Linked DNA regions of Homo sapiens: region 1 is linked to region 2. The links are chromatin loops, found by intact Hi-C in ENCODE. Cell type or tissue: gastrocnemius medialis. All regions are shown on one strand. Each heading gives the region's core, and the rest is flanking DNA. Links, peaks and the distances in the headings are about the cores only.

Region 1 (2,816 bases), core at 97-2,596, 200 kb after region 2:
TTATTACAACCTGCTTTATAAGCATGGTTTTTATGACCTATATCTTATGCTGACCTCCTATCTCGTCCTATGACTAAGAATGCCTTAACCTCCTGGGAATGCAGCCCAGCAGGTCTCAGCCTCATTCTACTCAGCCCCTATTCAAAATGGAGTTACTCTGGTTCAAATGCCTCTGACACCCACTATCCCTTCACCCCTACCCTGCACTCCAGCCATAGTGACCCCAGAGTGCCCTGCATCCAGCTGGTACCCATTGAACACAATTTAATGAAATACCACACATTTGAGGAGGACAGGAAGGAAAAGTGAAAAACATCTGATTTATTTTACTTATTTATTTGAGACGGAGTTTTGCTCTTGTCACACAGGCTGGAGTACAGTGATGCGATCTAGGCTCACTGCAACCTCTGCCTCCCAGGTTCAAGCAATTCATCTGCCTCAGCCTCCCGAGTACCTGGGATTACAGATGCGCACCATCATGCCCAGCTAATTTTTTTTTTTTTTTTTTTTAAGTAGAGACAGGGCCTCACCATGTTGGCTAGGCTGGTCTCGAACTCCTGACTTCAGGTGATCCGCCTGCCTCGGCCTCCCAAAGTGCTGGGATTACAGGTGTAAGCCACCTTGCCCTGCCCTTATTTTTAAATTTTTATTTATTTATTTTAAAGACAGGGTCCTGCTATGTTGCTCAGGCTGGAGTGCAGTGGCTGGTTTATTCACAGGTGAGATCATAGTGCACTGTAGCCTTGAACACCTGGCCTCAAGTGATTCTCCTGCCTCAGCTTCCCAAGTAGCTGGGACTACAGGCATATGCTACTGTGCCCTACTAATTTTCTTTTTAATAGAACATTTGGTTTCAGTAGCAGAACTTACTTAAATTTGTGAGAAATGTCTGCTCCCCAATAGAGAACATGGCCCTGCAAAACAGTCTTGGTTTACTCATTTCACAATTTTCCCTTCCTCAGTTGACAACTGTGAAATAGGGAACCAAATGCTATCAAAGATAGCTACAAATAATATCTGCGTGAGGCAGACAATTATCTGTGCTGCAGACCCTTCTCTGCTTTGGCCTTAATTCCAAACAACAGTAAAAGCAAATCCACAAAACCATTTGGGGATAGGAAAGTACAAAGGGGTATTTACTCACAGGAAAAAAAAATTAGGACCCTTCATTGGTGTCCAGCACGTATTTATGCTCCCCAGTGTCCTGGGGGCCTTGCAGACGCCTTTCGAGCCCATCACAGACATTACCTTAAAATGCTTCCCAGATTTAACTGAAAGTAAACACCTTCAGAAGGGAAAGTAGACTGAACATTAGGTAAAAGCACCCTTGCTTTCTAATCTCCAGTGAGGCCAAAATTGATCTTATGAGCTCATAAGTTGATCTAGAAAACACATTTGTAATAAATATTTTCTATGCTCTTCAATGACAATTAAAAAATGGACACTATATAACTAAGATGGGATTGATCTTATGAGCTTTTAAGTTAATCTAGAAAACATTTGTAATAATCCATGCTCTTCAGTAACAATAAAAAAAGAACACTATGTAACTAATTAAGATGGGAGTAGAAGGCCAATAAAAACATCTAATGTCTAGCACCACCTTGTGGTACAACATTCAAATCCCGAGCCCTTACAAGGACCCCAAGATTAAACCTTCTTGAAAAAGACTTGGTTCATGAGCTGCTCTACCATTTCGACCTAACAATATACTTTCTGGAGAAATACAAAATAATAGAAATAACTAACACTTGACTGGTACTTTATAGTAAACCAAGCACTCCCATCTGAATGATCTCACTTAATCCTGGCAGCAGCCCTGCCAGGTACTAGGTACTAAGATCTCAGTCTTAGACATGTGGAGTCTGAAGTTCAAAGAAGTTGGTAGTTTGTACTGGGTAAGTCCTGCACTTGAACCCATTTATTCATATTCCAAATCCTGTAATAAAATTGTATTAGCACTATTGTATGGAGTATGTGTGTGTGTATGTGTATATATATATACACACGCACACACACATCACTATACTATATGTATTAATATATGTGAAAAGTTCAAAAGAAACATATAGTACTATATAGGATATTTTAATATAATATAGTATTTATACTATTTTTTATAGTACTGTTAGCCAGTACTCACTACGTTTCCGGCGACTGTTTTCTGGCTGTGAAGACAAGGCAATATTGGTTGACTCTTTGTAGTCTATATGATTCCACACAGTTTGCTACTAAACCAACCATGGTCTTGCTTTCCTAGTCCCTAAGCACCCAAACGTGGGAGAACCTGATCCTCTGTTGTATTAATTTAGGGTGCACTGATGGAAATGTGTCCAGCGAGAATGAACACAAGAACCTAGAGGCAATGAGACTGAAGCCATTTTTAGGTTTGGCCTTTAATATGCTTGTGAACCAATCTACTGGCTCATAGTTAAAATACTGATGGACTGGGTCACCTCATTAATTTAACAAGAAGTACATTTTACAATCAACATATCTTAAAGTTGGCAGCTGCCTGGGCCCACTTCCAACCCTGACCCAGCCATGAAAAAAAAAAAACAAACAGTTATATATATATATATATATATATATATATATATATATATATATAGAGAGAGAGAGAGAGAGAGAGAGAGAGAGAGAGAGAGATGGAGTCTCACTCTGTTGCCCAGGCTACAGTGCAATGGCATGATCTTGGCTCACTGCAACCGCCACCTCCCAGGTTCCTGCCTCAGCTTCTCGAGTAGCTGAGACTAAAGGCACCATGCCTAGCTAATTTTTTGTATTTTTAGTAGAGACAAGATTTTGCCATGTTG
Region 2 (2,816 bases), core at 3-2,502:
TTGTAATGATTCATTCACTAATGGCCTTTATTGATTGATTAATGCCTGTGTCCTCCCAGTAGGCCAAAAGCCCTATGAGAGGAGGGCCTGTTTTCACACCACTGTATCCACAAATGTCAGCATTTACCTTCTCTCCTTCTTGAGACTGCTCTAAAATTATGTAAAGGAATTAAAGTACCAAGAAAGGATCAAAATAACAGGATATGAGCCCAGTGTAGCCTGTAGATGTGCAATGTTGTCTCTTAGTACTTAGAAAAACATTTCACTGGCCAGGAGTGGTGGCTCACAATTGTAATCCCAGCACTTTGGGAGGCCGAGGCGGGTGGATCACCTGAGGTCAGCAGTTCGAGACGAGCCTGACCAACATGGTGAAACCCCATCTCTACTAAATACAAAAAACTAGCCGGGCGTGGTGCCGCATGCCTGTAATTCAAGCTACTTGGGAGGCTGAGGCAGGAGAACTGCTTGAACCCAGGAGGCGGAGGTTTCAGTGAGCTGAGATTGCACCATTGCACTCCAGCCTGGGCAACAAGAGTGAAAACTCTGTCAAAAAAAAAAAAAGGGGGAAAACATTTCACTTTATTTTTACTTAAAAGTCAGTATTTTTTACACCAAGATTTAAATTTCTGGCTTCTCTTGATTTAAAAAAATATATTGGACCTACGTTCCCTTGAACTGTCTAGAGCTAGTAGTAACTGCCCCAACTCACTTCTTCCTAAAATTTGCTTCTCAAATTTGCTCCATACCTTGCCTCAGGGATGGTGCTGTTATCTCTAAAGAGCCCCAGAGAGCCCTGGACTTGAAAATTATTGTGCTCTTCAGGGATTATGGTAGATATTTATTTATTTATTTTAGATGGAGTTTCGCTCTTGTTGCCCAGGCTGGAGTGCAATGGCGTGATCTCGGCTCACTGCAACCTCCGCCTCCTGGGTTCAAGCGATTCTCCTGTGTCAGACTCCTGAGTAGCTGGGATTACAGGCGCCCACCAAAATGCTTGGCTAATTTTTTGTGTTTTTAGTAGAGACAAGGTTTCACTATGTTGGCCAGGCTGGTCTCGAACTCCTGACTTCAGGTGATCCACCTGCCTCAGCCTCCCAAAGTGCTGGGATTATAACCTATGCCTCCCTGGTTCAAGCAATTCTCCTGCCTCAGCCTCCCAAGTAGCTGGGATTACAGGCACCTGCCACCATACCTGGCTAATTTTTTGTATTTTTAGTAGAGATGAAGTTTTGCCATGTTGGCCAGGCTGGTCTCGAACTCCTGACCTCGGGTGATCCACCCACCTCGGCCTCCCAAAGTGCTGAGATTACAGGTGTGAGCCACCACACCCGGCCATGGTAGATATTTTAATGAAATGTTTGTTGAAAGGATAAAGTTGTGACCACAAGCCCCTATGAGGTAACACCTAGCTGCAGTGCCACATATGAACACAAGGTGACAGTGTGCTCTCAGGAATCTGCATAAACCCAGCACAGTTGGTGAGGATCTGTAGTAAATAGGATGACTTGTCCCACCCAACTGTGAGAGAGGGCAACTACCAAAGACCAACAGCAACATAGCATGTGTCCTAGAGGGTCACAGGGGAAAAAACTAAGAAGGAAGGAAGCTTCAAGGCCAGGGATCCAGCACAGCAGAGATGGGACTGCAGGGAGGGAATTTAACTCACCCCTGTCTTTGCTGTCCTTAGCATGATCCACTCTTCCCCTGAGTGCTGAATTTCAAGGCCATGAAGCCATGGTCAAGAGACTTGACTGGGAACGGGCCTTAAGCTTTCAGTGACTCCCTTCTAAATCTAGAGCAGTGGTTCTCAAAGTGTGGTCTCTGCACCAGCAGCATCACTTGTCAGAATCTGCAGAAATGCAGATTCCCAGGCCCTGCCCAACCCTACTGACCCAGGCATTCTAGGATGGAGCCCAGAAACCTATATATAATCAGATCCCTGGGTGGTTCCAAAGCAGCTAAATGTGAGAAGCACAGCTCTAAAGTCTCATTTTCCATCTCTTCCCACAGCCACACCCAGTGAATCCCAATCCTCAAAATACACGGACCTCAACACTCCTGCCTCTAGTTGAGACTGAAACATCCATCTCTTCCTCTCCTGCTTTGCTCTTATTCTGCCTTTGGGACTCAACTCAAGCCACCTTTCTTCTGGAACACTGTGTTAGACTCCCCAAGCTGATTTAGGTAGTGCTCCTCCCAGCCTCTGCCTTCTCTCTTTTAGCAATTATTAAATGATGCTTTTAACTGTTGGCTGCTGAATGTCTTGCTCACCACAGTGTGAGCTGTCTTTACCTCCAGTGCCTGGCCAACAGAATTTTGCATATGTATTTAATGAAATAATAAACTACCATCATTTGGTTGGCAGCTTTAAAAAGGGTAATAACATCTTTTTCACCTACAGTAGAATTTTATATACACACATATCCTAACTTAATTTTATATACATATTTAAAATATATAGAATTAAATATAATCTTAATAGATTCCATATGTAATTATATGCAGATTATAAGCTCCCTGCAAGTCTAAATTTCAAAACTATGCTCTGCTGTTTCTGACATTTGTAGGACAGGCCAAGGAATTCAACAGTCAATAGCAATAGCCATTTAACCAAAGGGAAAAAAAAAACCAACAAGGAGCTTCCTGAGCAGGGGTGTGTGCAGACCAGTGCCCTCTCAATGTCTGTCTCCAGGTCTCATCCCTCTCTATGTCTGTCTCAGCTCTCGGTGGGGGAGGGCTCCCAAGCTGCAGGATGACGACATGTTGACTATGCAGCTCTGAGTGCTTAACATTGGACAAATTCCACTGTCACAGAG

Evidence for each region. Hi-C counts contacts between places; a loop is a spot of excess contacts. Peaks named below come from ENCODE experiments on the same cell type or tissue, not always from the same donor. Only the 100,000 strongest peaks of a DNase experiment are listed, where the experiment ranks them.
Region 1: a loop joins it to region 2, with 5 times the contacts of the local background. A loop is called at or near these places in 78 of 110 quality-filtered maps.

What each region holds. Positions count from the first base shown.
Region 1 is chr3:15,404,020-15,406,835 of GRCh38, forward strand. It overlaps a transcript of METTL6 not described here. Among named protein-coding and RNA genes, the nearest start is that of METTL6, 22 kb to the right of the region's middle. In gastrocnemius medialis, for the core only: a CTCF peak has its summit at 1,616 (motif pointing left); no DNase peak of the experiment used is centred there.
Region 2 is chr3:15,201,433-15,204,248 of GRCh38, forward strand. It overlaps the pseudogene COL6A4P1. Among named protein-coding and RNA genes, the nearest start is that of CAPN7, 3.4 kb to the right of the region's middle. RefSeq lists an enhancer at 1,335-1,384. In gastrocnemius medialis, for the core only: CTCF peaks have their summits at 1,422 and 1,623; a DNase peak (open chromatin) is centred at 1,429.